2 separate regions of the Homo sapiens genome follow, and region 2 is linked to region 1. The links are chromatin loops, found by intact Hi-C in ENCODE. Cell type or tissue: adrenal gland. All regions are shown on one strand. Each heading gives the region's core, and the rest is flanking DNA. Links, peaks and the distances in the headings are about the cores only. Region 1 overlaps SNX29 (sorting nexin 29). Region 2 holds the start of LOC124900383 (small nucleolar RNA ACA64).

Region 1 (15,230 bases), core at 3,867-11,866:
CTCTAACAAGATTCTTGGAATTGACTCTTATTGGCCTGACTTGAGTCTTCTGCCATCCCTGAACCAGTCACTGTGGCTAAAGGATGAAATACACTCATTGGCAGGGCCAGGGCACGTGGCCAACAGTCAGTGGGGGCGTTTGGTCAGCTTCCCCAGATCACTAGGAAGAGAGGTGGTTTCTTAAGAAAAAGCAGGATTCCATTAGCCAAAAAAGAGGGGAATTCATCTTGGGCAGAGAGAAAAAGAGAGATGTTCACCATGAGGGTCACTGAAAAAGGGTCTTTTAGCATCAAATGAGGAATTGGAGACGATCACTTTTTAGATTTAAATCCAAGACATAATGATCAGGTTTAGTTTCTTAGCCAAAAATTGTTTTCTTTTTCATCTTTGTTTTCATCATCGTCATCTTCTCCATCCTCCTCCCCTTCTTCTCCTTCCCTGGAGAAACTAACTAGAATGGAATGCAGCTGTAGAAATCCTGGTTAATTTCTCAGATGCAGAATCTGGTCTCTGCAAAGGAAGGAGAATTTCTATTGAAGCCCAACCTTTTGTTTGAAGTCCTATTCTCTGTAACGGGGCATAAAGACAATGTTCCTCAGTCAGTAAGCATTCCTAACCTTGAGCTCTAGGATGTAAGCTCAGAGGAGGAAGGAGCTTTTATCTGTTTGTTCCCTGTTGTATCCCCAGTGTCTAGACAGTGCTTGGCATGTAATAGTAAGGATGGATGGATGTGGGAGACAGAATGGGAAGAGCATGGTTTTGCATTGAACAGATTTGTGTTTGGAGTTCTGGAAACGTTGGTCTGTGAGTCATCTGGAGCAGAGTGACCACTTGGGGGCAGTGTGAGGTTATTATCAGTAACTTGCACCTGGTGGCCAGGTAGACAAGAGGCTAGAACTGCGAGAACAGTCGGGAGGGACCAGAAGGGACGATCTCCCCTGTCTCTCTTTCACAACCCCGGCAGCAAACATCTCTAAGAGTCTGATTAGGTCACCCGGAGCATGTGGTATCTTGGGCATTGAAGCATCTTTGTGGGTTCTTGAAGGTCTGAGATCCTCCAGTGGAGAGTGTTCCTCAGTGTCCCGCTTTATAGCCTTTTACGTGGAGTCTTTGCCTTCCATCCACTAAAGGGGCCCCTATCCTTTGTCTGTCACCACTGGCATCTTTCCTCTATTTACTTCACCATGAGGTTATGAGAACTCATCCTACAGTCTCTTCTAAGCCCCTATTTCCTTACCTGTAGAATGGGCATAATGCCTTGAAGAGACGTGATGATTACAGTGAAGGAATATTGATAAAGGACCAAGAAGAGTGTCTGGCCTGTGGAACGCATCCAACCTATGGTTACTATTATTATTGGAGCCCAAGGAGAGATTTGAATTGTATTTGGGGCTTTCACAGACAAACTCATTAGAAAGTACTGCCTGGGCCCATATAGCAGACAGAATACAAGTCTTGTGATGGATAGACCTGGGTTCAAATTCTGACTTCACCACTTGTGATTTGTATGACCTTGAACAAATGATTTAATGTGTCTGAGACCAGTTTCTTCTTGGGTAAAAGGATATCATGATACCTACTTCCTGTGGCTGTTGCAAAGCTGCCTTTAACAAATGTCTTTGGCCTCTGTGCCTTTCCTCAGACTTTCAGGCCCATTGTGAGAGAGCTAGGAAGATACAGGGTTGTCAAGTTGACACATGTCAGAATAGGATTGGTTCTGCCACAGTAACAAATGATCCTCAATCTCGGTCTTTAACAAAATAAAAGCTTATTTCCTGTTCGTATGTGTCCAACATGGGTTGCCCAAGGGCAACAGTGGGACTGTTCTGCTCCACATAATGACTCAGAAATCTAGGTGGACAGAGGCTCCCATCTTGTGGCCACACCATGGCTTTCTCACTTAGTGTTACAGGGAAGGGATGGTGCAGGGTCACACGCCAGCAGTCCTATGCTATGACTCAGAAGAAACATTTGTCACTTCCACCTGGAACTCGTTGGCCCTAAGTCAGAAGCTTGTGCCCTGTTGTGCAGAGGGGGCTGGGAAGCTTGGGGAGCAGGTAGGGTGCATGGTGAGCACCAGTATCTCTGCCACAAGGACCCACTTGTTGTCTTCATGACATTCCCATTGTAGGGATTAGAGCAGCTGTGGGCTAGTGACTCCGTAGCTGCCAGGTCATTTCCAGCACAGTGCTTCGTGCCAGGAAGTAAAGAAATTTAGGCTTGAGACCCCAGCTTCATAGATGCTGCTGAGAACGTGAACTCTTTTACCTCTCCCAGATTCTGGGAGGTAGATGTGGTCTTGTAATGCTGACTGTTGAATAGAAAACAGAAGAAGATCACATTTGATGAGCCACTCTGTTGGGGGTGGCCTAGGCAGGGAAGCATTGTGATACTTTTGCACTTACCTTCACTGCGTATATCATGGGGATATGAGTCACCCAGAGAAAAAGTTTTATTGCCTGTTGCCCTCTGCAAGGGAAGAAAAGTCACAGATGTCTGCTGCATGCCTCCTGAGGGCAAGAGTGTATGCTTGGCATTTTAACATACAAGATCTCGGTCATATCTTCAGTGTCCCATGGAGAGAAGAGATTACAGTCTCCATGTTGCTGATGAAACCATGAGGCTTAGGGGTGTTCAGAGCTGTGTAGAAACAATGGCTGCCCCGTTCATGGGACACAGCCAGTGAAGTGTGGTCCCAGATTCAAGCCCTTAAATTCCATGTTGTTGTTTTAAACTATACCATCTCGTCTTTCCATTGTAATGTCTGTGGGGCTTAAGGAAGTTGTAGGGATGTGCCCAGTTCTGTGTGTCAATCAAAGCTGTAAGAATCAGAATCTTGTGTCTTTTACGAAGCTTGAGTTGTATATTGGCTCATTTAGTCCTCATAACAACGCTATCATGTAAGAGCTCCTATGGCCACCATTTTTCAGATGCAGAAACTGAGGTCCAGAGAGGTTGAATGATTTACCCAAGGTCACCCAGCAAGTTACTGGCAGACTGGGACAGAATCCTGGCCGTCCAGCTCCAAGTTCATCCCCCAGACCAGTACCCCACAGTGCTCGCTCACATTTGAGCACAGTCTTCCCTCTGTCCAGGTGCTGGTGTTCATGAATTACTGCTTGGCACAAATGAATGGCTGCATACCCCTTCCTGGGAGGAGCAAGCCAGCCTTTACCTGAAGGAGGCTCTTGGCAGCTTTACGGGAGTGCTGTTGGGTGTGAGAAAGAGACTCTCAAAGGAAAACAACATTTTGATGCTCATAAAATTTAATGTTCTTTCATTTACTGTCTTTCTCTTGAAACTTGGACATAATTTATTGAGCCCGTGGTTGAAATATTCAGGAGGTCTCTGTGTGCTACTTCGAAGGGAATATGATTAAAAACGCACACCAGCCTCCACTGATTTCTCAAGACATGAGAACACGACAAAGAGCCACATAATTTCAGAATTCACATCTTTATGTGAAAGCCTGTGCTTTCCAGCACCTTGCAGAATGAATGGAAAAGCAGCACTTCAGGGTGAAATGTTTTCCAGAAAACTTCTGACTTGGTGTGCTAGTGTTAGCTTCACGGTACTAAATAACTTCTGTGTCCAGCAACCTATTCTCGGAGATAAAGAGAAGCTGCCCCAGGCCCTGTGCCAGGCTGGCTGCTCTGAAGTCACATCTTAACCATGTTTAAAATCCTGCTCGATACGATGGAGCCCCACTTTATAGCCGAGGAAATGGGAGCAGATGAATGATGGGGCTTGGGTGTGAACCTGTTCTCATGCCTCCTGCCAGCTGACCTCTTCCTGCCTTTGGCCTCAGCTTAGTATCACAAGCCCTAGGACGGGTAGCTGCCTCCCCTTCCTGTTCCCAGGGACCGTAGTCTTCCTGCTGTGCCACTGGCCACTTTGTCTGAGAACCGTTGACCACCTAGATCCCCACGAGATAGGGAGCTCTGTGAGGGCAGGGGCAGGGGCAGGGGCAGGGTCCTTGTCACACTGATGCCCAGAGCTCAGATCAGTGCCTGGCACACCGTTGCTCAATAAATGTTTGTTGAATGAATGAAGAAACGTGAATGAATGACTGAATAAGTAAATGAATTAGTGCTTCCAGGCCTGTGCAGGGAGGTGCATTTGACCTCTTCTGTGGTTTAGCTGTGTCCCCACCTAAATCTCATCTTGAATTGTAGCTCCCATAATTCCCACATGTTGTGGGAGGGACCCAGTGTGAGATAATTGAATCACAGAGGTTGTTCCCCTCTCCTGTTCTTGTGGTAGTGAGTCTCATGAGATCTGATGGTTTTATGAGAGGTTTCCTCTTTCTCTTGGCTCTCATTCACTCTCTTGTCTGCCGCCATATAAGACATGCCTTTCGCCTTCTGCCAGATTGGGAGGCCTCCCCAGTCATGTGGAACTTGTGAGTCCATTAAACCTCTTTTTCTTTATAAATTACCCAGTCTTGGGTATGTCTTTGTCAGCAGCATGAGAACAGACTAATACAACCTCACAAAGGGAGAGGGTTTATAAAATAACCCAAAGCAGAGAGAGATTGTCCAGCATGGTGGTGTGAGAAAGGACTCTGGTTCCAATCCCACGGCCTTTAGTGTTAGCTTTGCCTAGGACTAAACCTCCGTGAGCCTCCATTTCCTCAATCTGTAGATGGAACCACTAGCTAGAATATAGAAACCATGAGGGCAAGAGTCTCTCTTGTTTGCTGCTGTATCCATAGTGTTTAAAACAGGGTTTGGCAAATGGTAGATGCTCAGTAGATGTTTGTGGAATGAATGAATAAATGAATGAAAGAATCTGAGAATTTTCAGATATTGAAGATAAGTTTCTTAAGAAGGAGCCATGGACAGGCCTTGTATGGATAAGTTAACACAAGGATGGGGCTTAGGGTTGGGTCTGGCGTCCAATACATGCTCAGTAAATGTTTGCTCTTAATGACAGTGGCCTCACTGTATCCTCCTCTTCCTCTTTCTCCTCCTGGGCTGCCTGCCCAGCAGGCTGGAGAAGGCTTTCTGTGCTGGGGAGGAGAGGAGGCCAACGCTGCGCTGCCTTCTAACTCCCAGGTCTTGGGAAATCAATAGCCGTCCTCTGCAAGCCAGCCTGTAACCACTGTGCTTTTGAAAGGAGAGGCCAGCAGAGCCTTTTTAAAGTAATTCCGGCCCCATTTTCACAGGCCTAGCCGAGCACCATGTTTTGTGCTTGTGATGGAACTATAATTACACCCATTGTGTGGCGCCAAGTAAACCACCTCATATGCTACGTTTAAGGAAAGAGGCCTCTGCCCCTTTTTCCGCTGACCCTCCCATAATCCATGCAGCAGAAATAAGCCCTACAAGTGTCTGGTGTTGTCAGTGGCTTTGGCAGTGATCTCCAGTAACACACGTGGAGTTGGGTAAGATCCTGTGCTCTGCGCTAGAGCTGTGAACTGCCCAGGAGACATTACCATCTGCAGAAGTGCATGCTACACCTTCTTCTGGGGGAGCCTCATGTAACAGATAGAACATGGGTCTGGGCGTTAGCTACTGCAGCCATCTCCATGTGACCATGGGCAAGTGTTCTAGTCCCTGTGGGCCTCAGTTTCCTCCCATATAAAATAGGGACAACACCAGCACCTAGTATGATGTCTAAGACTTCTGTGTGCGGTTGTGCAGGTTGTACACTGCACAACAGCTTATGGCTCTGGGGGGACCAGTGGGAGCTCTATCTAGCCGTGCTCCACTCACCGAACTCAGATATCATGGGTCTGTGGCCAGTTGGAGCACTTCCTTTTATTGCATGAAAGAGCCTTTATGTCATACATGACGTACTTGACATTTAGTAAGTGCTCAGAAAACAGTAACTGTTGTTGCCACTACTACTGGGGGATGATCTGTGGAGGAGGTGGATGAATGGATCGAAGGCGTTGGGCAAGGAGATCAACTGAGATTTGAGTGACGTTGTGAAGGGTGGATAGCATTTTAGGATGTGGGCACAGTGGGAAGGTGGGGGTGCAGCCGTATTCTCGTTCCATCCATGTCGGTCCTTCTCTTGAAATGTTTTCTGCCCTCTCCTCCCACCTCCTCTCCCACCAGTTGCTTTTATGCCATGCCAAGAAAATTAGTGGAAAGCCATTGAAGAATTTTTTTTTAAGTTTGGATTGTGGACAAATGTGAATGTGGACAGAATAGTAGAATGCACCTCTGTGTGCCCAGCACACAGTCCCGTCAGCTTCAGCAGCCACCAACCCAAGCCAGTCCCACTCCCCCCTCCCCACCGCCATTCCTAGTATTATTTTGAAGCAAATTGCAGACATCATGCAATCTAGTTTGTAAATGTTATTGAAGGATTTTAAGCAGTAAAGGGGTGTGATCCTGGGTTTTAGAAAGATCATTTGAGCGTCAGCTGGTGGCGGGGGCAGCAGGGAGGCGGTGGTGTTTGTCTAGGTGGGAGGGGGCTTCTGAACCTAGGTTTGGCCACAGGATGGAGGAGCGGGGACAGACCTTGGAGAGATGAAGGATGTAGATTCTACAGGACCAGTGGTACTGGACACTTCTGCTGGTGCCTCTTTAATGGATAATCATGGTAATTAACATTTATGGAGTACTTTACGTAACCCTAAGTAAAGCACCTCTTTCTTTTATTATTTAAACCTCACAAAAGCCCTTTGACATTTGCATCGTTGTTAATGTGATTTTATGGATGAGAAACTGAGGCCCAGAGAGGTGGAGGTAAGTTGCCCAAAGTCACATCTAGGGAGTCAGGAATGGTGGGTTTTAATCCCAAATGGCCTGCCTCTGGCGTTCGCACCACGCCGCACACCCTCTCCCGTACTGCTCTCACAGGACAGGTGTGAATTGGGGAACCCGCTTAAAGACCCTCACAGCTGCATGAGTGCCTCTTGTGTGTTCTTCTTAAAGGAACACACCTTTCAGCAGAGGGCTGGGGCTCCAGGTTTTGTTTTTTGCTTTCTTTCCCCTGTCATTGCTCACCAACCACCAGGAAGGTGTTGGCTGCTATTGTAACATGGTCATTTCTGTGGATTCTGCCTTGGCTCTTGGAGGGCTGTTGTAGGGGCCAGGAGAGCATCATTGTCTCCAGGGGGGTAGCAGCTGCTGCTCTATGAAGCCTCCCTCCCTGGCTTGCCTGTGTATATTCTGAAAGGCCACATGTCGGGAGAAATGATGACCAACATTGGGGCCTGAGACCTGGCAGCCCCGTGGCCAAGCGATGACGGTCACCTAAACCTCTGCTTCTCAGAGGCGTCCCCTTACTAACTGAGCTGTTTTTAGTGATGGGTGTTGTCCCTCTTTAAACTGTAATCCCATCCTGATGTGTGTAAGCATTACCTCTTGCTATCTCAGTGTTCTGAGTGCTGAGGGGCTTGTTGCAGAGGTGATCAAGGGAACCTTTGAAATGTGAAGTTATCACCAGGGTTACTTAAAAGCCTCTGCTTAGTGACTCTGCAGACAGAGCCTACACAGCACTGTCTCGGTGGCACTTCAGGATGATCTGCCCCACAGGTCTCAGTTGAATTTATTACATGGTGGCTTTATGGTGCGGCATTGAGGAGGATGAGTCCCGAGATTCCAGAGCACCTGGCTCATCAGGGCAAGCCTGAATAACTTCCTGGGGCCAGCCGTCCCCACAGCAGAACCAAAGCAAAATGTGTATTGGAAGGAAGAAAGAAACAGGAGAGACTCCAAAGATGGGAGATGCAGGACCATGAGCCTCCATGCAGGCTCTGGAGCCAGACTGACCACCTCCCTCCCTTCCAGACTGCATGACTTGGGACATTCGAGTCACCCTTCTGAGCCTCAGTTTTCCTTATCTGTAAAATGGGGGTAAATATACACCTCCCAGGCTTGTAGTGTCTGCTAATATGTAAAACACTTAGAGTGCTATCAGACCCATAGCAGGTGCTCATTCTGTTACATCCTGTCCACATCATGGCAGGTACTGGTGACTGCCCGAGAACTCTTTCATCCCTTTGTACCTCGTGACAAACCTGTACAATAGGTGACAATAACCTCATTTGACAAATAAGATACCAGGAATCAGAGCTGGGTGTGGTGGGTCATGCCTATAATCGTAGCACTTCGGGAGGCTGAGGCAGGAGGATTCCTTGAGTCCAGGAGTTCAAGACCAGCCTGAGAAACGTAGCCATATCCTGTCTTTACAAAAAAAAAAAAAAAATAGGTGAGCATGGTGGCACATGGCTGTAGTCCCAGCTACTTGGGAGGCTGAGACAGGAGGATTGCTTGAACCCAGGAGGTCGAGGCTGCATGAGCTGTGATTGCACCACTGTACTCCAGCCTGGGCAACAGAATAAGACCTTGTCTCTGGAAAACAAAATTAAAAAAATAGGGTACCAGGAATCAAAGACGTGTGATTCTTTACACAAGGTCATCCAGCAGTGAGTAGACAGGACCTGGATTTGACCTCCAGGGCCTCATTTTTCTCCTTGACATGGAACATCTGGAAGTCATGTCTGCCAGTCTCCTGGAATGTCTTCATGCTGGGATTTTCGTTTGAAGCTGTTGTCGGTGTTGCCTTCACCTGAAGCAGAAACCATTTTGGAGAAGGCTTACCCTAGCTGCTGGGGAGCTCCTAGACTCTTCTCTGGGAGTCTCCTTTGGCCTTGCATTGGCCGAGGTTCTTACTTACTCTAGGTGCCCCTTCCCTTACTGCTAGGGTCCCCCTGAGGGGGATGTGGGAGCAGCCAGAGCCCACATGGCTTTTCCCCTCTGCCTGCTGATGGCAGCCATTCACTGTGGCGTTGACAGCGCCTTTCCCCGGCTCTGTGTGTGTGTACATGTGTGTGTGTGTGACAGTGTCCCTTACCTTTGAGATGCTCCCAGCCCTCCATCCCTGGCTCAGCACCCTTCCAGGTCCTCTGCTCTTCACTGGTACCTTGAGATGCTAGCTCAGCATCACAGTGATGGCGTATGCTGAGAGGGAGGAGAGAGGAGTGTGGCCACAAACACAGGCTGGGGAATCCGAATCCCAGTTCTGCTGCTTACTTCCTGTGTGGTCTTGGACAAGTTGCACACCCTTTCTGTGCCTCAGTTTTCTTAGCTACAAAATTAGGGACGGTAACACCACTCACCTCCCAGGGGAGTTGTAGGGTACAGGTGAGTACTGCTCGGAGAGGAAGTGGAACATTCCTCGTGCGCAGGGAGTGCCCCCTGAGTCTGCCCACCCCTCCACACTGTCACCATCGCCCCTCTGGGAAGACAGCGCCCTTAGTTTACAGAACACTTCCCCATTCCTCAGCTTGTTTAAAAGTCTTGTGGCCTCCCGGTAGAGGAGCAGAGAGCGCTGAATTAAAAGCAGGAAGCTTGGTGTGTAGTTGTGGCTCTGTTAGGGAGTAAAATAAACTGTGTAGCTTTAGACAGGCCACTTGCCCCCCGCCAAGCCTACATTTCCTCAAATAGGCACAGTGTTTCTCTTCCTGGGTTATTTATTTGTTGCCTGAAAGGCCATGTGACCAGAACAGCATGGGCTTTGGAGCCCTAATAACTGGGATTCAGATTTCACTGTCACTCCCTGGACCCACCGTGCCAAGGTCAAAGAGAGCTATGGCTACTAGAATTCCCTGAGGATTTCCTGTGACTCTGTGTCTAGTGCTAGATCTGGACACCCATTATTTCAATGAACATTTCTAGTTTTCTTAGTTTTCAAGGCTAAATGGACACTGTAAGACAATGTACAGGTTGAGCATCCCAAATCCCAAAATCCCAAATTCAAAATATTCCGGAAGTCAGCATATTTTGAGTGCTGACATAATGCTCAAAGGAAATGCTCATTGGAGCATTTGGATTTCAGATTTTCAGATTTGGGATGCTCATCCTGTAAGTATAATGCAAATACTCCAAAATCCAAAAAATTCAAAATCCAAAATACTTCTGGTCCTGAGCATTTTGGATAAGGGATACTTGTATAGGCATCTAAAAGAATGACAGGCGTTGATAGCATTGGTTTTATCTCATTTTTCTTTTCAACTCTCTTGAATTTTATCCAAATGTGTCTGCAGTTTGGCTTTTTTTCATTATTTTTTATACTTGTTTTTCATAATTATTAATGCAAGAAATTGCTTCAGACACAGCACTTATAGGTCAATGCTTCTAAAACTATGGGAACCAGTTTTCTTTTTTAAAAAACTTTCAATTCATTGCAGAATGATATTTTGCTAAATCACCAAAAAACAGTCTAGAAAAACCCTGAAGCTCCTGTTTCACAGCAATATGAAATTGCTTGAAACATTTCTAAATGCTTGCTTCCAGTTTCTTTCCTCCTCTGATGTTATACTGGTAGAAAACAGGTGGCACACCCACACCAGTTTGTGGGCCACCCTGTGCATGTCACTGTCATAGAGTCACTTGCCGTGTGTGTGTGGCACTTGCTGTGTCATTATTGAGGTAGCAACACTGCATGTGACAGTTACAGTTGGCCCTCTGTATCTGCGACTCTGCATCTGTGATTCAACCAACTGGGGAGCAAAAATACCGGGCGGGGAGAATGCATCTGTACTGAACGTGTACAGACTTTTTTCCTTCTCTTTATTCCCTAAACAATATGGTAGAACAATTATTTACATAGCACTTACATCATATCAGGTACTGTAAGTAATTTAGAGATGATTTAGAGTATACAGGAGGAGGTGTGTAGGTTCTATTGCAGATACTAAAACATCATTTAATAGAAGGTACTGGAGTGCCCATGGATTTTGCTATCCGTGTGGAGTCCTGGGACCAATCCGCCACCCATACCGAGGGATGACTGTACCGCCATCCGCTGTGGGCAGGCAGGGTTCATGCCATTTTCTTCTGGCTTGTGGCTTTGTTCACATCAGCGAGAGTTCAGAGGTGGAGAGGTGACAAGTGGAGGAGCTTCTGCAACGTCCCCGTTTTACAAATGAGGAAGAGGAAAACTGTTTCCTACAAGTAGGGAATGGCCCAACTGCCGTTCAAAGCTGAGTCTGTGAAATGCTCCTTTTGTGTTTACCAGTGGCTCTCAACTCTGACTGATCATTACAGTCACCGTGGGCTTTAAAAAGTACTTCTTTGAGGTCCTTCCCCTCAGTCTACTGAATCAGAATTTCAGGGGCCAAGACCCAGAAATCCGCATTTTTCAGAAGCCCTCCCAGTGACTAGTGATCAGCTTGGGTTGGGAGCCACGAGTCTAAACTATGTCACTTCCCTCTACTCTGCAGTACAAATGAATTGTCCTTAACCACCAAAGGGATCATCTTCCTACCATATCCCAAGAGGGAGTGCAAAGAGCACAGATAGTAGGGCCATTAAGGTGGAGGTTCAAATCCCCACTCTGTCACTTCCTTGTCCTGACATTTGAGGCTTATAAGCCAACCTCCCTTTGCCTCATTGGTAAGGAAAGCATGCCAGCCCTGCAGGGGGATTGTAGGAATTACATGAGCTGGTGCACCTAATGCCTATAAGAGGCCTGACACTTAGTTGGTGCTCCGGAGTGTGTGAACGCAAAGTGGGGACTGTCTAGGTTCACTTTTTAACAAAACAGGTGCAATGCCATCATCACAGAAAGAGGCTTCAGGCCCCTCCCCACAACCAGAGTAAACTGGGCCTGAAAACGGGTTGTGAGTTTTATAAAACGTAACAGATTCTAAGGCATCGAAGTGAATAATCTTGGAGAGTTTTGAGTATGTGACCCCCAAAGAGCCTCAGTTGCTATTGAAATTTTGGGGGGTGTCTTGATCTAATTAATCAAGAAGCATCTAATTTGTTAGCTGGAGGAGGGTGAAGCATGATTTACTTGAATGTGATTAGATGGAGGGAACATTCTGATATGAAAGGAAATGCCAGAGGCGTTTTTGAAAAATTTGTAATCCTTTTCTGATTTGGCAGGTAATTATGATAATTCCTGGTATTTTTACAGACTTAAAAGTTTTCTCACAGCCACATTATTTTTGGAGATCATCTTTCCTGATACTCCAGCTGGAAGGAATTACTCCATCTCCTAAAGCTCTGAAGGCATCATTTTCCAAAGCCCAACTCAAATGTCACTTTCTTGGTGGTGCTTTCCCCCATCTTTTAGGCCAGGGCTACCAAATAGGCATCATCTTGCTGGGCAACACACTGATTGGTTATGACTGCCTAGGTATCTTCTTGAGGAACAGTGATTGATTAGTGCTGTCTGCCAAGGGAACAGCGGGCAGGGGAGTAGTGGCATCCTGAGATACTTACCCAGTCCCCTTTGATAGGCATTGAGGTGGATCCCAGCCATTTGGAGTTAAACTTGTATTTTGAGCTCACATGCAAGTAGAGAGGCAGGATTTCTGCCCAGCCATGATTTGTTAAATCGAAGGTGAGTGATTTAAAAAATTTGATAGACTTGGAACCCACCCAAATGTCCAACAATGATAGACTGGATTAAAGAAATGTGGCACATATAGACCATGGAATACTATGCAGCCATAAAAAATGATGAGTTCATGTCCTTTGTACGGACATGGATGAAGCTGGAAACCATCATTCTCAGCAAACTATGGCAAGGACAAAAAACCAAACACCGCATGTTCTCACTCATAGGTGGGAGTTGAACAATGAGAACACATGGACACAGGAAGGGGAACATCACACACCGGGGACTGTTGTGCGGTGGGGGAAGGGGGGAGGGATAGCATTAGGAGGTATACCTAATGCTAAATGATGAGTTAATGGGTGCAGCACACCAACATGGCACATGTATACATACGTAACAAACCTGCACGTTGTGCACACGTACCCTAAAACTTAAAGTATAAAAAAAAAAATTTGATAGATGTTGCCAAATAGGCAAGTTACTTAAACTTCTTGAATCTTCTACCTTCTCTCCAGCCCAAAAGATGAAACCCAGATGATGACTCATAGTCTTTGCACCTCGTTAACTGATAAGTTGTGCACCTTGCAAGCACAAGTTCAGAACCACAACTTCTGCTGGCTAGGTGGTGTCCTTGGGCCTTTTGGAGAATCAAGGCTTCATTCCTGGTCCTCTGTCCCTTGCTGGGCTGGGTTTGTGGCTGTGTCAGCCCTGGTCTTTGTATCTCCACCTGGCATTTACTTTTGATTTGTCACTGTCATAGTGTTGTCAAATGGCATCTCCTCCTTAACTACCTGCAGATGGATTAATTTTCATGAAATACAACAACTGAGGATAGAAGGAAGCACATCAGACTCTCAAACTGATGATGTCAGGACACAAGTGCCTGGTGGGGATATAGGCGTGGGATATAGGCGTTGGATATGGCATGGGAGGCTGCCTGGCATGTCCCAAGGCTCATTAGATAGGTGACTCCCGAATGTTAACTCTTGGAGGGGTGGGCCTTCCCTGACACCCTGTCTTCTCTCCGAGTCACTCTAGCATAATTTACCAAATGTCAAAGGATGTGAACTGTGTGGCTCTCCTTTCTCCTCCCTAAGATCCTAGCACTGTGCCTGGAAGATGGCTAGCAACTCTGTGGTGCTCTTGCTTCGGGGCACACTGAGTGCTCCCCACAGCATTTCTATCTCCTTGGTGTGGCACATCATGGCCTTTCTCCATCTGGCCCCTGGACACCTACTTGTCTGCCACTTCCTCCATGTCTCCTGTCATGATCACCCATGTCATAAAACCAGCTCTCATCCACTGGGAACTTATCCTGCCCCAGATGTGCTGCCAAGCCTGCTAAGTGCGGCATCTCTTGCCATCCTCACAGTGGCCTGGTGAAATGGGTGTGGTTTTTAATGCCCATTTCATAGACGCACAGCCACAGGCTCATACCAGAACACACACACTGTCAGTAACTGATCAAGCCCAGGCCCATCTTGCACCAAGGCCCGATGCCTGAACCACCTCTCTCCGCCTCCTCCCTGCCAGCCTCTGGTGCCGGCATTTGCACCTGTAGTTTCCTCCACTGGTCATACCTTTCTCTTCCTTGTCTCCAGGGTGACCTCTTATTGCTCAACATGTTTATGGAGCAGAGAAGGCCTGTGGGGACTGAGTGAGTTAGTGAGACCCCAAGAGGGAGAAGGGGGATTGGAGAGAAAGGCTGGGGCTGCATCTTGAAGGAGTTTGGGTTTTACTCTTAAAGCAGTGGAAGCACTGAAAGTATTAAACAGCAGGTGACAACATTAGATGTTACTTTGGGAAGATCATTGTGCCTGCTTGGAGGAGAATGGATTGGAGGGCACCTGTTCTCTCTCTGTCCTATTTTCTGTGGGTGTTGAAAAATAAGAAGGTCAGATGAGAACCCATAAGTGCCCTCAAAGCCTAATAAAAATTCCAAGAGGCAGTGGTTGTGCAGCCTACTTTTATTTTTGTGATAACAGGAACTCTTTGTGATCTCACATTCTCTCTTCTGAGGCTCTTTCTGAGTCTTGAATTTATTTCTAGTTATACTGGAGTTTGGAAATAGTTATTCGAGGAACAGTAAGCTCAGTGTGGTTTATGTAAGATGAAAGCTGTTGATACCAATGGCTGTAGGTAGGGATATGTGATATAAAAACTCAGAGTTTCAGAGGTTAGCTTAGTAACAATGAACATCATAGTTTTAATGGTTGCTGGAAATTATTTGATCAAATTTTGTCTCTTAAGTTGCATGGGATTTTTCCTTTTCATTCCCTAGTGAAATGAAAGATTTGCCTGATGTGGTCAAGTTCTGCTCTTCTGGCTGTGGAAGAGCACCAGGGTTTTGACAGCTTATGGTAAACACAACTTGGATCTGGGACGTTTCGGTGTTTCCTGCATTTATGGAAAATTGCAGTAACACTCTGGCTCCCACTGCAAAACAAAACAGAAACAAAACACAAAACCCTGCTTGGCTTTGGAAATGGCAGTGGCATTTATTTAAGGCTCACATTTTGTGGGGGCACATTGGCAGGTATTTAGCAGTAATATCGGCAGCTGTGGATTTCTGGTTTGCTGCGTGGTGAATGGATTCACAGCCCAGAGGAAGCTCGTGGGGGGTTTATGTGATTTCTGTGTGGAGGAGGCACAAAGGCATTATTAGCAGTACTGTGTTTGTTTGTTAAAGGCCCAAAGACGATCGACTCAACCTTTTCTTATCCAAAAGGAATAAGGTAACAAAGGAATATTAATTTTACATCTGTACAAAGAAAAAAGCTGGCAGAAAGGCTCAGTGACTTATTCTGCCTTTGTTAATTGCATGGTTCTTGCAGTATCTTTTGTGTCATTTTCACTTACTATTTCATATTTCACACTGGTTTGAAAGCGTCTGTACCTCAGGGACAGAAGGGGGTACCTTT
Region 2 (15,230 bases), core at 3,568-11,567, 47 kb before region 1:
TAAGGATCAGAGATTTTACTAACCTTGTTTAAGTTCTTACAGAAGAATTTTTGCTAACGTCCAGCTGAGGAACTTTCTTATGTAGAATAAATCAAAATTTTCACCAGAGTAGTTCACTCTTATTAATGAATGAATAATGAATAGACAAATTATTTAAATCTAAATTAATATAATTGACACCATTTAATAAGCATGTACTATGTGTCAAACATTGCAGGGGCATCATATACATCTTTTTATTACTATACATATATTTTCAAAGAGATGCGGTCTTGCTATGTTGGCCAGGCCAGTCTTGAACTCCTGGCCTCAAGTGATCCTCCCACCTTGGCCTCCGAAAGTGCTGGGGTTATAGGTGTGAGTCACCACGCCTGACCCCATCATATGCATCGTGTCATTTAATCTTCACGACAACCTTGCAAGGTAGGCGGTGGTGGATGCTGAGGCTCAGAAAGGTTGAGTAGAATATCCCGAGTTGCATAGTCAGCAAGTGGCAGAGCTGACGTCTGGACCCAGTTCTGATAACAGCAGTGACTGTGATCCTGCTTTCCTGCTGTTCAGACAGTGTGTTTGTTTCCGAAGATTAGCCAGCCTGCGGTAGAGGTTAAGCTCATCGTTTCTGTTTCCTGACACATTTTATGACTGTCTTCTGGTGGAAGACGTTTCTAAAGCCTGAAAGAGACTTGAAATTGGACTTGGAATGACTTTGAGGTTTTGTAGCTTCTCCTGATTGATTACAGTGCAAATTAACTAAATGAATTATTTAGCTCAACTAATAGCGTGCTTTCATCCAATAGCTTGGTAGAAAGAACATATTGAACATTTTTTACTTAATCCACTTTGGGGGAATATTTGAACAGATTAAAAAAATAAAGTACAAAGGATCTTTTTTATCAATTAATTTTGAGCCATTCTGTTCTTTTGGAAAGCTGCAGATATCTTTCTCAATGATTGTTAAAATCCTTATCAGGCTGGCAAGCTTGCATTCATTCAGTGCTTATACGGTGCCAGGCATATTCCTAAGCACTTTATTTATCTCATGTGATCCTTATAGCTACTCTGTGTGGCGGTATTACTCTCATCCTCGCTATACAGAGGAGGAAACTGAGGTGTGGTGTGCTTACTGATGGTCAGGGTCATGTAGGTGCTCAGATTCCAGACCTGAAGCTCACAGCCACTCTCCGGGGAGGAGAACTTTGAATCCAAACACCAGGAGATGACGGTCAGTCCCCACTGCTGGTCAGAATGTGAGAATCGAAATCCTAGCTCTAGGCGCATGCCTGGGCCCTGTCACCTGACCTCTGTGAGCCTCAGATGTCTGCGTCTATGGCCTGGGAATCATCATTTCCAATGTGTAGCATTTATAGATCAAGTAGGGAGTTGTATGCATGGCTCCTGTCACCCGTCATCTCTTGGGTGAGGTGCCTGCTGTGATGGGGAACCCTCTTGTCTCATTTGCCTGTTTTGGGGACAGACAGTGTCACTCTCAGTGGAACAGCCCTCAGCCCTGTCATGTACAGGGTCACTGGACATCTTCTCTCGTTCCTCCCTCCGATGGGCTGAGAATGGCCCGGCATGCTTACTCAGGGAGAATGAGTCTTCTTGGTTTCTAAAGACTCACCCTGTCTACTCCCAGGCCTGGGAAGTCCATAGGCACCCGCCTCCCTCTGCTGTCTGTCTGTAGCATTCTGGATGGCTGTGGGCTCATGCTGCCGCCATCATGGTTCCCTGTTAGCTGGTCCCGCCTCCCTGCCCTTTGCCTATGCTCAGCGGGGAGCACAGTTCCTCTCTGGGTAGGTTCAGGTCCTTTCAGTAACAGCTCAGACCTGCCTATGTCCCCAGGCTGGCTCCTTGCCTCCCTACTGGCTGTCTGTCACTTGGCTGAGAACTAGAGCTGCCCTGGACCTCTCTGGGCCTTTGTGTTCAGGCCTAACACAGCTGGAGCTCCCGGGAAGAGATGACTGTCCCTTCCTGTATTAGCCTGTTTTCACGCTGCTGATAAAGACATATCTGAGACTGGGTAATTTATTTAAAAAAAAAAGGCTTAATGGAGTCACAGTTTTACATGGCTGGGGAGGCCTCACAATCATGGCAGAAGGTGAAAGACACGTCTTACATGGCGTCAGGCAAAGAGAGAATGAGAACCAAGTGAAAGGGATTTCTCCCTATAAAACCAACACATCTCGTGAGACTTATTCTCTACCACAAGAACAGTATGGGGGAAACTGCCCCAGTGATTCAATTATCCCCCCACTGGTTCTTCCCACAACACATGGGAATTATGGGAGCTACAAGTCAAGATGAGATTTGGGCCGGGGCACACCTAAACCATATCCCTTCCCATGTCCTTGCTTCTCCACTTCTACTCGTCCCAGGGTTGACTTTCCTAGGATGACAGGCAGCGGGGTCACCGGTTCCCTTTAAGGATACGCACACCCCACCATGGGGCAGTGAAGCCAGCCTCCCAGGAGAAGTTGCCAGAATTCCTGAACATTCCTTCTCTTCCTACCAACCCAAGGACTTTTTCTTGCCAAGTCGCCCACCACTTTCTTAGTTTTGTTTTTGAGAAAACAACTCTCACAACTTCCTTTGTGGCTAATTTTTTCCCATCAGTATCCTGCTTTTTCTGCAGCTTCCGTTGACGAAGGTACATTTTACCTCTGGAACCGGTGGAGCAGAGAGCTGAATATACCCTGTTTCCTCGGGCTTCCTTGGAGTGACTCACAGGTTCCATTTTCAGTACCAAAAACTCAGCTTTGCCAGGGCAAGCTCTCAGCAACTCTTTTACAGTGACAAGTACTTTAGAAAAGTTTCAATTCACTTATTTCTCTGGGTCACACAGGCAACTCTCTGCCCTGCTTTGAGCAAAGACTATTTCTTTAGCAAAGGATATTGAAATTGGGTTCTTTTTTTTTTTCCTCACTCCCTTCAAGTAGATTTTTTTTTTAATCCATTTTTAAGGTAGAGAAGGGAGATGAGTCTTATAAAAACTTGAAAACTGTCTTTTGACAAAGACCAACTTCTGCGCCCAGCGCTTTCATCTCCAGGTGCCTGAGATTAACGTTTCCAAAAATGAGTCTTTTAAACAGTTCTTCTCCTCAAAATGAAATATGTTCTGTGGTAACAACCCAGTTCCTACTATGTAATATGTAGAAATCATTTTCCCTTTGTGAAGAAAACTAGATTTAAATGCTAACATATTATCTTTTTGTCTTCCTGAAAAATTTTTCTTCCTTCGGTGGTAAAAAGCTTTTAAAGTTAATGGAAAATTCTCCCCTTCCTGTGCTCTGGCTCGGGAGGAGAGGGAGATAACAGATCTCAGTTTCTCTGTAAATATCATAATGACTGCCTTCCTGGTGTTAGAGGTTTGAACTGCTGTGATGGCATGTATTTTAAAGCAAAGTGGTGGTCAATTTTGATGAAAAGTGATAAAATCGAGTGGATAAAATTGGCTTTCAGCAAGTAGAATGCTCTGCACCTGTAAGTTTGTGCCCATGGCCCTTATATATGGGGAGAAGAAAGAAATTTCCTACAATTTTTTTGACACATCAGAATTATAACAATTTGTTTTTGGTGTAGCACTTCACATGTCTTGATCATTACTAGGCCAGCAGACTTTTTTATATAAAGGGATCAATAGTAAAATCTTTCGGTGTTGTGGGCCATGTGATCCCCTGCCATTGGAGCACTGAAACAGCCCAAGACAATTTGTAAACATGGTTGTGTGTCAATAAAACTTTATTTACCAAAACAGGCAGGGGGCCTGCAGGTCACATTGTGCCAATCCCTAATGCAGGTACTTCTCCTACTTAGTGATGGTGGTGATGCTGACAGGGATGGTTATACCATTAGTATCAGCTGCTGTTTTGAGTGCCAGTCATGGGCCAGGCAATAGATACATTTACTGCTCATAAACACTTTAATGAAGGGTAAACGTGGTTATCGCCACTTAACAAAGGACTAAAGCGAGGCCCACCTAGGTCAGGTGACTTGCTCTATGCCAGGGTTCTCAACCCCAACACTATTGACATTTTGGACCACATAATCGTTTGTCATGGGGGCTTTCCTGTGTGTAGTAGGATGTTTCACGGCATGCCTGGCTGCTGCCCGCTAGATGCTGGTGGCACCCCCTTCCCCACAACTGTGATAATCACAAATGTCTCCAGACATGGCCACATGTCTCTGGGATCAAAATCCCTGCTGGTTGAGAACCACTCCTCTAGGATATACCACTTTTTTCCCCCCGCTGCAGAAAGAAGACAGGGTTAGGGGTCGGAGGCTGGAGACAAGGGCAGACCACACCAGCAGCTGCACTGGGGCGGAGGCCACGGCACCTGTTGGGGTCTGGGTTTCCCCACCACACACGGGGCAGTGTGCGGTGAGCTGAGGCCCTGGAGGCTCTGGGCCTTGAATCTCACCTGCTGCCATGGCCAAAGCCTGGGAGTGATTTTCAAGTAATGCCAGTAGGATGTACCACTTCTTAATGTCAAAATCTGGGCTGGAAAGATGGTCTTTATGATTTTGTTTTTTTGTTTATTGGTTTGTTTTGTGTTGTTCTACACAGAAATAATGACTGCCCCCAAGCCAAAGCTCTTTTCCTCGGTGTGTGTATTCACTTCTCTCCTCCTCCGCATCCCTGGCTTCCTTCCCTTCTCCTGGCCTCTCCTACTTGAAATTTGCTAAGAGAGATCTGAGGTGTCCTCAGCACCCCCTGTTGTGTTATAAAGATCACAGAGTTAAAAAATGATAACCGTGGGTGGTGATGGATGTGTTAATTTAATTGCATTCGTCATAACACAGTGTACACATACTTCAGATCATTTCTCTGTACATCTCCAATATATTCCATTTTTATTTGTCATTTGCACCTCAGTAAAGCTGGGGGAAATGTGAGCTGCGGAATATCGTTGATTGGCTTCCACGTCTGGCTCCACCTGTCTCACTGAACAACTGTCGAAACCTTCCCAGCTTTGCTGAACCTCACTTTTCCCCTCCAGGAAGTGGAACAATAATAGCACTTATGGGCCAGGCGCTGTGGCTCATACCTGTAATCCCAGCACTTTAGGAGGCCCAGGTGGGCAGATCACTTGAGGCCAAGAGTTCAAGAACAGCCTGGCCAACATGGCAAAAGCCTGTCTCTACTAAAAATACAAAAAATAGCTTGGCATGGTGGTGTGCGTCTGCGATCCCAGCTACTTGGGAGGCTGAGGCAGGAGAATTGCTTGAACCCAGGAATTGGAGGTTGCAGTGAGCTGTGATTGTGCCACTGCACTCCAGCCTGGGCAACAGAGCGAGACTCTGTTTCAGAAAGAAAAGAAATAATAATAGCACTTCAGTCATGGCATAATTGATGTGGAATGATCAATTCAATGCTCAGTGAATAACTGAGCAATGCAATTCATAATGCAATGAATAACTGGTATGATGATGATGACAGTGACAAAAATGATAACACAGATAATTTCCTTAGACTCCTCATCCCCTGGATGGTTTTCTGCAGGGCTGATGTTTATCACCTTCTTCAAGGTTTCATACTTTGCAGAATCTTGAACAAGCCTGTGCAGATTATACCTTTCTTTGCCATGAACAAGTCTATGATCATGAGAAAGTTATTAACCTCTCTGAGCCTCAGTTTTCTCATCTGTAAAATGGGAATGGTAATAGTTCCTACCTCCTAGTGTTACTGTGAAGAATAAGTTAACATGTGTCTAACATTTAGAAGAATGTCTGGCCCTTAAATATATATGCATGTTGTGTGTTTTTAGATTTTCCTGCCAATGAGAGACAGAAAATACTCTCTTACTTTCCTCTCTAGAATAGGCCAGGCATCCTCTGCTGCCTCCCATGGCTGGGAGGACCCTTGCTGTCTCTCACCGGCCAAGGAAGGTTAGATGTGGGTGTCCCCAGGGGCCCAGGGGTGACGATGTGGGTATAGTGACAACAGTTAGAGTTGCTTTCACATGTGGCGTGATTCCTATGTGCCTGATGGTATTACCAGTTGTTACCTACATTAACCTTATCATAATGGAATGAGGAAGCCAGAGGAACCAAGGCTTTGATTCTTTTATTTATCCATTTTCATAATAATGAGTTGGTTCCTTTCCCTCCTCCAGAGAGGACCAATGAGTCTTTAAAAAAAAAAAAAAAAAATAGGGCTGGGCACGGTGGCTCATGCCTGTAATCCCAGCCCTTTGGGAGGTCAAGGTAGGTGAATCACTTGAGGTCAGGAGTTCGAGACCCACCTGGCCAACATGGCGAGACCCTATCTCTACTAAAAATACAAAAATTAGTTGGGTATGGTGGCACATGCTTGTAATCTCAGCTACTGAGGAGGCTGAGGCAGGAGAATCGCTGGCACCCAGGAGACGGAGGTTGCAGTGAGCTGAGATCATGCTACTGTACTCCAGCCTGGGTGACACAGTGAGACTCCGTCTCAAAAAAAAAAAATTACAAATTTATGTATTTAAGCCTATTTGATGTTTTCCAGTTCATCACAGTAATTTTTCTTTGTGATATTCAAGTTGTCCTATCTTCAGCCCATGGACGGTGTTTAGTTTGATTCCTGAGTCCTCAAGAGTAGTTTTTGCCATTACACTGGACATCAAAGCAAGGAAGCTGAGGTGTTCTAGGCCCTTCTTGTACTTCATGCCCCAGACCTGGAAACACCTGTTCCTCCAGGGGGCCCTGGCTCTTTGACTGGGAAAAGGTATTTATACAGCATAATCTAGGTAGTGGGGAGTGCTCGTTGCTACTGGGTTGGCTATTGTTTCTAGGCCTTTTCAGTGTTCAGAGCTAGAAAATCTTTCCCTTTCTTCTTCCCCACCTGCCTCTTCCCTCCCTTTCCCCCACCCCATCCCTTCTTTTTTAGTAGACTATATATTATGATCCATAGATACTTCTAATTCAAATTTCGAATTTTTTTTTTTTTTTTTTTACTTAACTACCTTGATTTAATATTTGTATCTTTTTTCTTACACTAGAAATCTCTTAATGGCATAAATAAAATTTCTTTTTTTCTTTCTTTGAGATCGAGTCTTGCTCTGTCACGCAGGCTGGAGTGCAGTCGCGCAATCTTGGCTCACTGCAACCTCCACCTCCCTGGTTCAAGCGATTCTCCTGCCTCAGCCTCCTGAGTAGCTGGGACCACAGGTGCCTGCCACCACGCCTGGCTAATTTTTTGTATTTTTAGTAGAGACAGGGCTGCGCCATGTTGGCCAGGCTCGTCTTGAACTCCTGACTTCAGGTGATCTGCCTGCCTCGGCCTCCCAAAGTGCTGAGGTTACACGTGTGAGCCCCTGCAGCTGGCCGGGATAAATACAATTTCTTATGAGGTTTTGCTAATCTGGTAGCCAAGTAACGTAATCTCCATGTAGTTTTAATTTGCATTTCTCTAATATGAATGAAAAGAACCCTTTTTTGCCTCCTGTCTTCCACCACTTTCTCCAACCAAGGCAGAGTTGATCACATTTTCCTTCCTGTCCCCATAATGCCTTGGAGACAGCGCTCTGATAGCATCGATCATCAGTGATCAGCTTGGTGGTTTCTCCAAGCTGTATATTTTACTCTGTATATTTTACTGTCTTTTTATCTTCCATTGTTTGGCATTGTGTTTTGCCTTAGTGTTTATGAACGACTTAATAGTTCTGACAGTTTTTACTTAGATCTGTTAACCTCAGTCCCTTTTTAATTCCTATGTAACTGCTTTTCCCCAGCAGAGCAGCTAAAAAAAGAATGATGAGAGAGAATAGCAACACAAGAAAAACAAGCTGTTGAGAAAAACCAGATGCATACTTGTAACCCTGACTTCTCTTTGAGTTCCAGGCACACGTTGCTCCAGCGGCCGTCGTGACATCTCCGTGGATTGTCTAAAGTAGGGTTTCTCAAACTCAGCCTTGATGACATTTTGGACTGCGTAGCTGTTTGCTGTGGGAGGCTGTTCCGCATGTTGCAGGGTGTTTAGTGACATTGCCCCACTAGCCTTACCTACTAGATGCTGGTGACATCTCCCTATCCCAGTTGTGATCACCAAAAATGTCTCTCGACATTCCGTACTCTGCCCTTGGAAGCAAAAATACCCTCCTTTGAGGACCACTGGTTTAAAGGCATCTCACACTGAATAAGGCCAGTGCAGAACTCTGTTCTTCCTCCTGACTTGTGCGTCTGCGGTTTTCTCCATCTTCCTAAATGGCACCACTTTCCATTCAGCTAGCTAATCAAGTTAAACAGCCTGAGTCATCCTTGATTTCTCTCTTTCCCTCACTGTCTACATCTAGTCACTCAATGAGTTACAGTCCCTTCTAAAATATCTCATAAAGCCAACCATTGTTTTCTATCTGTGTTGCTACCACAAATCTAACTTGCCATTTTCTCTTGCCGGGAGTACTACCAGTAGACTCCTTCCTGTACTCTGCAAGCTGATTCCAAATCCGCCCACGCTCTGGCGTGTGCCCACATCTCCTGCCTTACCTGTCACCACACTCCTCGTTCTACTCTCCAGCCCCCTCAGCCTGCCCCTAGGAAGGGCCAGGGTTACTCCACCCTCCAGGGTCTTGTGTTTCCTATACTCCCTCTCCCCCAAATCTCCACATGGCTGGCTTCGTGTCCTCCCAGTCTCCATTCAGTGTCACCGCCTCAGTGAGGCCTTCCCTGGCAGTCCAGTCTGATCCAATGGTGCCTTCTGTCTGACTAATCCATTGTATTGCCCAGTTTTATTTTCCTGATTGAAATATCAGGATCCCCAGTCTTCTCGATTACGTCGTTGTTGGCTCTTTATGGTCCATCTCCCCTCTAGAATGTAACTTCCAGGAAGGCAGGGATCAAGCTTACCTTGCTTCCCTTTGAATCCTGGCTCGGAGGATGGACTCTGCATGAGATAGGCACTAAAAGACTGTGACATTAACATTCTGGTGTTTCTCTGAGAGGACTCTAGTCGCGGTTTGCCTTGCCCTATGGACAGAGAAAGAAAGATTTTAATCCTTCTCAGAGTCGAAGCTCTTTTACAGGCATCATCCCGAATACACTTGATAGTCACACTATCACTTTCCTCCTTACCTAACATTGCGGCTGCTGGTCCTCATCCCTTGTACCATGTTTAAAGAATATTGATCCTGAAGGTAAATTTCAGTTATATACAAAAGAAAGATAATTACTTAGAATCTGGTTCTGTCTCAATTCACAATGAAGGAAATGAACCAGTGCCTACGGTCCTTTCTTTATCAGAATCTAGAATGTGTGTGTGACCCAGTGATCTAAGACAGAGATGGGAAAACCTCTTTTGTAAAGGGCCAGAGGGTGGATGTGTTGGTGGGATGGACGTCGTAACTATTCACCTCCGTCAAAGCGGCATGGAAACAGATGAATATAAGCAAATGGCTGTGGCCACGTTCCGTCAAACTTTATGAAACTGATTTCCAAAAAGTAAAAGTCAGTTTCTACAGTTACAGCAGGCACACTTCTATGTTTTTTGCACTGACGCTGTAATTTTCTGTTTATCATTATTGATTGTGTTATCTACTGTCTTAGTGTGTTCAGGCTATTTTAACAAAATACCATAAACTGAGAAACTTATAAACAACAAAAATGTATTTCTCACAGTTCTGAAGGCCAAGGTCAAGGCAGATGTGGGGTCTGGTGAGGGCCCACTTTGTGGTTCATAGAGGGCATGTTCTTGCCATGTTCTCACATCGTGGAAGGACAGGGGGTCTCTGGGGCCTTTTTTATAAGGGCATAAATCCCATTCGTGAGGGCTCTGCCCTCATGACCTAAGCGCCTCCCAAAGGCCCTGCTCTTCTAATACATTACCTTGGGGGTTAGAATTTCATTGCGCTTTTGAGGGAACACAAACATTCAGACCATAGTTTCTCCTGTTCTTTCACTTTGGAAACTTCCTGCTAGGTAATACCTTTTATAAAACGCCATGGAGTGACTTGGGGCCACACTGTTAGGGTGAATGCATTTTAAAAGACATCTCATCAGTGCACATTTTCTAAAAGCACTTCTAGTTTAAGAGGATCAATCTTGGCTCTTGAGGAGCTTCTGGGCTCGTGTTAGTGAGGATAAGCCCAAGCTTGTCACCGTTCAAAAGTTTTAAAGATAATTTTCAAGAAATGATGTTTATAAACACCTGCCCAAAGGTCATGTGATCTGGCTATGTGAGACCCTTTTGTTCTTGAAGTAAGCTAGATAAAAGGCAGAAACAAATGCAGCCCAAACCATTTTACTGCTCAGAGAATCTTCTTTTGCAATTTACCGTGAAGCTGTCTGTCTGTTGCAGGCTGTAGACTGGCAGTCGATAGAGGTATGGAGTTGGTCCACATAGTTGCTTTTGTTTTTTTTAAAAAATAATTAGTTTGACCAATATTAAAACATAGATGAATTTTAGCCCCACCCTAGTGAAACACTTGCCCACGAACACCAGGAGAAACACAGCCATGTTCACAGCATCGCTCACGATGGCAAAACATTCCACACAACTTAGATATCCATCGATAAGAGAGTCGATTTTTAAAAAGTGTGTTACAGCATAGAAATCAACACAGCAAGGAAAATGGATGAACCTCAGCTGTGCACATCAGTTTGGATGGATCTAATGAAAATTGTGTGGCTCGAAGAAAGCGAGTTACAGCCAAACACATTCGTAAGAATATGAGAAAAGTGTAGAATGGAACAGGAGGTAGGTTAAGAATTCACACTTGTGGGAAGCTATACGGAAAGGCAAGGGCATGGTAACCATAAAAATTAGGGTTGTGATCATGGGAGAGGGCCAGCATTGGAGAGAGGTTCTCAAAAGTTCCAGAGGTTCTGTACCTTAAGGTGGTACACAGGTATATGTCTTGTTATGGTTCCTCATTTCCTATATGTAGATATGCATTAGTTATTCTCTTGCATGCTTGAAGTGTTTTGTAATTTAAAAAATTAGATGTTCTGGAAGCATTGGGCTGATGATTTCCACATAGCAGCGGTTCACTGGGCGGAGTCACAGCTGAGTCCTTGAGAATGACGTGCACCTTCTGGTTTATCACAGTACTTAGCTGTACTCTCCCTCCTATTCCCCCAGCTGAGCCTGTCTTGCCCATTTTCAGTGGCGTTTGAGGTTTGGATGTCTGGCCCTGGGATGTTAGGGGATACAGCCTGTTGAAAATGGTCATAGTGTTTTCTGTTAACACATTGGTAAGGCAGTTGTTGCCTATGCATATCGTGTGTAATAAGAATGATTTCTACCTGAGAGAAATTTTTCCCAGGCCTAAGTAGCAGGAATGAGTCCCTTGACCAAGTGGTCAGATCTTTTGGAGGCTGTGAATCCTATCACTGTTTTTTGTTTTTTTTTTTTGCCTTGACTTCTAAGAAGCTTGACAGAAATGTGAGCTCATCTTTAGCAAAAGTGGAGACCTTGTGGCATGTGGTTTTTGGTTCGGAACTTACTGTTGGCTTTTTTGTTGTTGTTGCACTCCCAGGCTGGAGCGCAATGGCGAGATCTTGGCTCACTGCAGCCTCTGCCTCCCAGGTTCAAGCGATTCTCCTGCCTTAGCCTCCTGAGTAGTTGGGACTACAGGTGCACGCCACCATGTCTGCTGTTCAGATTTAAAACAGACATTTAATTCATTTTGCAGTTTGTTGAAATAGAATCTTTGGCTGGAGAATTAGCATATTACAGAGGCTTTGAAATCTTTGTCCTTTTCTGGCCAGGGCTGAGCATGTAAATGTCTTTGAATAGAGATGGGGTTTCACCATGTTGGCCAGGCTGGTCTTGAACGCCTGACCTCAAGTGATCCACCTGCCTTGGCCTCCCAAAGTGTTGGGATTACAGGTGTGAGCCACCACACCTGGCCAGCTTCACTTATTTTCTTGCTTCTCCTCCTATTTTATTTCCTCACTTAAGAATATTACTCCATAATTCACTTGTTTATATAAGTGGCCATATTTTTTTAAAAAGAGAGGATATGAACTATAAACTCTCATTTACCTAGCATGATGGCAGAATATGATTTTACGAGAACATTCTGGAAAGCTGAGCTTTATTCAGAATGTTTTATTCACAAAGCTGCCTTGATCATCTATTTCAGCTGTGCATGTTACTAATTTTCCAAGAATGAGAATATAATTAAAATACACTTAATGCTAAAATGCAACTGAACATAATTTGATCTTCGATAATTTAGAAGGCAGTTAAAGAGCGTGCTGTGCCTCAAGGCTGTAATTAGGAACATCAATTATCATAGTGTGACACTATAAAAATCTGGTTATTTCGGCTTTCTAATGATTTGAAATCTGTGGGAACTAGAATTTCGAGTCTGTGCATGCAGTCTGTGTATATATAGGTCTTTTGAGCCCCTCATATGAGCAGTTCATACATGTTTTCATAGCTGATGAGTGTGAGAAAGGAGAGGCCACCTGACAAGTCTTGGCAGAGGTGTGACGAGGTTAGACTCAGGTGTTGCGAAGATCCCCCCCGGCCACGGAGTGGTATCAGGACTGGAGCAGGGCAAGGCTAAGGCAGTAATCCCTGCCCAAGGTGACAGGGACCAAAGGGCACAGCGCCGAGGGCGTCAAGCCCTAGGCATTTTAGCTGCCAGTGACTGTGACACTGGCAGGTCCCTTCACTTCTCTGGGCACACTTGACCATCTTCAGAAGGAGCAGGAGTGTGGAGCCATAGGCCAGAGGAAAAATCAGTGGTCCTGAGCCTGTCCTCATGCCTGATTTAAAATTTTGCTATTTTGTTCTCCATAGATTTATTTTTTTGGCATTAATTTTGATATTTCAAAACATTGCATGGAAATATTATTTATCATGATTACTGAGCTTTTTGCCACCTCCTTAAATTTTGCACCTAGATGCCTGGGTGTTGTGTATCCAGACTCCGAAAACTTCTGAATGGTGCCATTCCTAATTACAATTTTTAATTATAATTCTCTGGGCTTTGAATACAGAAAGACTGTGTTTCCACTTAGAATTTGGTCAAAGCCCTTGTCCTTTTCTGTACATCAGGGTGGAGTACCGACGAGCTGTAACCTGTTCGGATTTAAAAGGCTCTGTAATATGCCAATTCTCCAGCCAAAGATTCTATTTCAACAAACTGCAAAATGAATTGAATGTCTGTTTAATTCATTTTAAATAGTCCTCGTTTTATACTGGAGGACACGGTTCTCTCTGTGGCCTTAACAACCTGACTCACCATCTGTCTCACACCCTCCCTCAGCCAGGCACCTGCATGTAAAACCATTCATCCTCATGATCATATGAGGGGCCCTCTCCTCTGAACCTCCATTTCCCTCTTCTTAAACAGTTTGTGAACAGACTATTTTATTTTAGCAATGGATTTCAGAATAGTGCTCTGTCAACTGGAATGGCTTTGATATAGAAAGAGTTGCATCGAAATTCTGTGTACTCTTAACCACTGTGGGTCTACATTTTCTCCTCACTCACACGGCATGGTGATGCCAACTGCATATGGTCATGAGGATGAATGGTTTTACATGCAGGTGCCTGGCCGAGGGAGGGTATGGGATAGACGGTGAGTCAGGTTGTTAAGGCCACAGAGAGAACAATGTCCTCCAGTATAAAACGAGGTCTGTTTAAAATGAATTAAACAGACATTTAATTCATTTTGTAGTTTGTTGAAATAGAATCTTTGGCTGGAGAATTAGCGTATTACAGAGCCTTTGAAATCTTTGTCCTTTCCTGGCCAGGGCTGAGCGTGTAAATGCCTTTGAATACGTGTTTCGCTGTCTTTGTAACTACATTCCCTCCAGCGGAAATTGAAGGCAACTTTCAAGTTTAATGATGATTACACTGAGTTAGGCCCCTGCTGATGGCAGCACTCCTGCTGCAGCGGCATGGTCTTTGGGGATAATATTCAATATTGCTTCCCCAGCACTTTAGAAATTCTTCAGAAAAGTTACTAGGGATCCGATAGCAAAGGACAACCTTGTCAGCCGAGCTGTCCTGTGTAACTCCCTGGTGGCCAGCCCCTAGTTTGGGCAGAAGCTTTGTCTTTTGGGGAGGTGGGTAGAGTGACTGTTCTTCAAGGGTTTGCCATAAGAGAGGGCTTCGGTGATCGCAGGAACACAAGCTTCAGGGCTGCCTGCACCCCCTTGTGCAGGGAAAGGGTGTGAGGGAAGTAGAGTCATCCTTTGGAGGGACCCGGAGTAGATGCTTAGTATGGGCCTTACAAGGGAGGGGAGTTCCCTGAATTGGGCCCCTCTCCTCTGAACCTCTGTTTCCTTCTTCTTAAACAGTTTGTGAACAGGCTATTTTATTTTAGCAATGGATTTCAGAATAGTGCTCTGTCAACTGGAATGGCTTTGATATAGAAAGAGTTGAGTTGAAATTCTGTGTACTCTTAACCACTCTTGGTCTACATTTTTTCCTCGCTCACATGGCATGGTGATGCCATCTGCATATGATCACGAGGATGAATGGTTTTACATGCAGGTGCCTGGCCGAGGGAGGTTGTGGGATAGATGGTGAGTGCGGTTGTTAAGGCCACAGAGAGAACTGTATCCTCCAGTATAAAATGAGAAATGCAATTCCTGTCATTAAATGAGGTGATGTCACTAACATCATGAGGACAGTGCCAGGCGTGTGGAATTCTCACATTTGTGAATGTTGAATGGGGTATGGATGCTTTCATGCAGGGCTGGTCTGGGTACAATTTTGTCCCCACTTTATTCTGTGTCTGGACAGAGTTGGGAAGCTTAATAGGTGTCAAACATTTGCCTGCTTAATGCCTAGGCCAAGAAGAGGGGAGAAGTTGTCAGCAGTAGAATGTAGAGGCTACACAGGGTCATGAATGGTCTTGGATTTGCCGAAGCCTGGAATGGCGTGGAGAATCTGTCTTGAGGGCCTGCCTGTCTGCACAGTGGTCAAGGCCTAGATGCCTTTGCTAGGCTCGGCCTTGGCTGGTAGGCACCAATGTAGCCATCAATGGCAAAACACACCTCCATCGGTCAGCAAAGTCCTGCTACCCTGAGATCCTCTCATGGTGACGTTCACTTCCCCAATGACCCTGACCTTCTGAACTCCTGGCCCACCAAGAGATGGGAGAGAAGAGGTGGGCTTCCTCTGCAATCAGGGTCTGTTTGAGTTGTCTTCAGGACAAACAACGTTTGGTGTAGACAGAGTGCTGTGTTAGCCACTGAACCCATCCCTCATTCTGCCTTCATGGTGCTCATATGGGAGAGATGCACAGACAGGGTCTACCTCAGCTCTGGCCTCCCAGTGTAACAGTAGC

What was found. Peaks named below come from ENCODE experiments on the same cell type or tissue, not always from the same donor. Only the 100,000 strongest peaks of a DNase experiment are listed, where the experiment ranks them.
Region 2: a loop joins it to region 1, with 5 times the contacts of the local background. A loop is called at or near these places in 5 of 110 quality-filtered maps.

The regions. Positions count from the first base shown.
Region 1 is chr16:12,339,765-12,354,994 of GRCh38, forward strand. The region is part of intron 15 of SNX29 (sorting nexin 29); the gene reads left to right. Among named protein-coding and RNA genes, the nearest start is that of SNX29-AS2, 25 kb to the right of the region's middle. RefSeq lists enhancers at 1,558-2,757, 8,896-8,985, 9,256-9,325 and a silencer at 9,106-9,155. In adrenal gland, for the core only: no CTCF peak of the experiment used is centred there; no DNase peak of the experiment used is centred there.
Region 2 is chr16:12,292,865-12,308,094 of GRCh38, forward strand. All of the region lies in intron 15 of SNX29 (sorting nexin 29), which reads left to right. LOC124900383 (small nucleolar RNA ACA64) reads right to left here and starts at 4,459; the gene lies at 4,333-4,459. In adrenal gland, for the core only: no CTCF peak of the experiment used is centred there; DNase peaks (open chromatin) are centred at 8,002 and 8,535.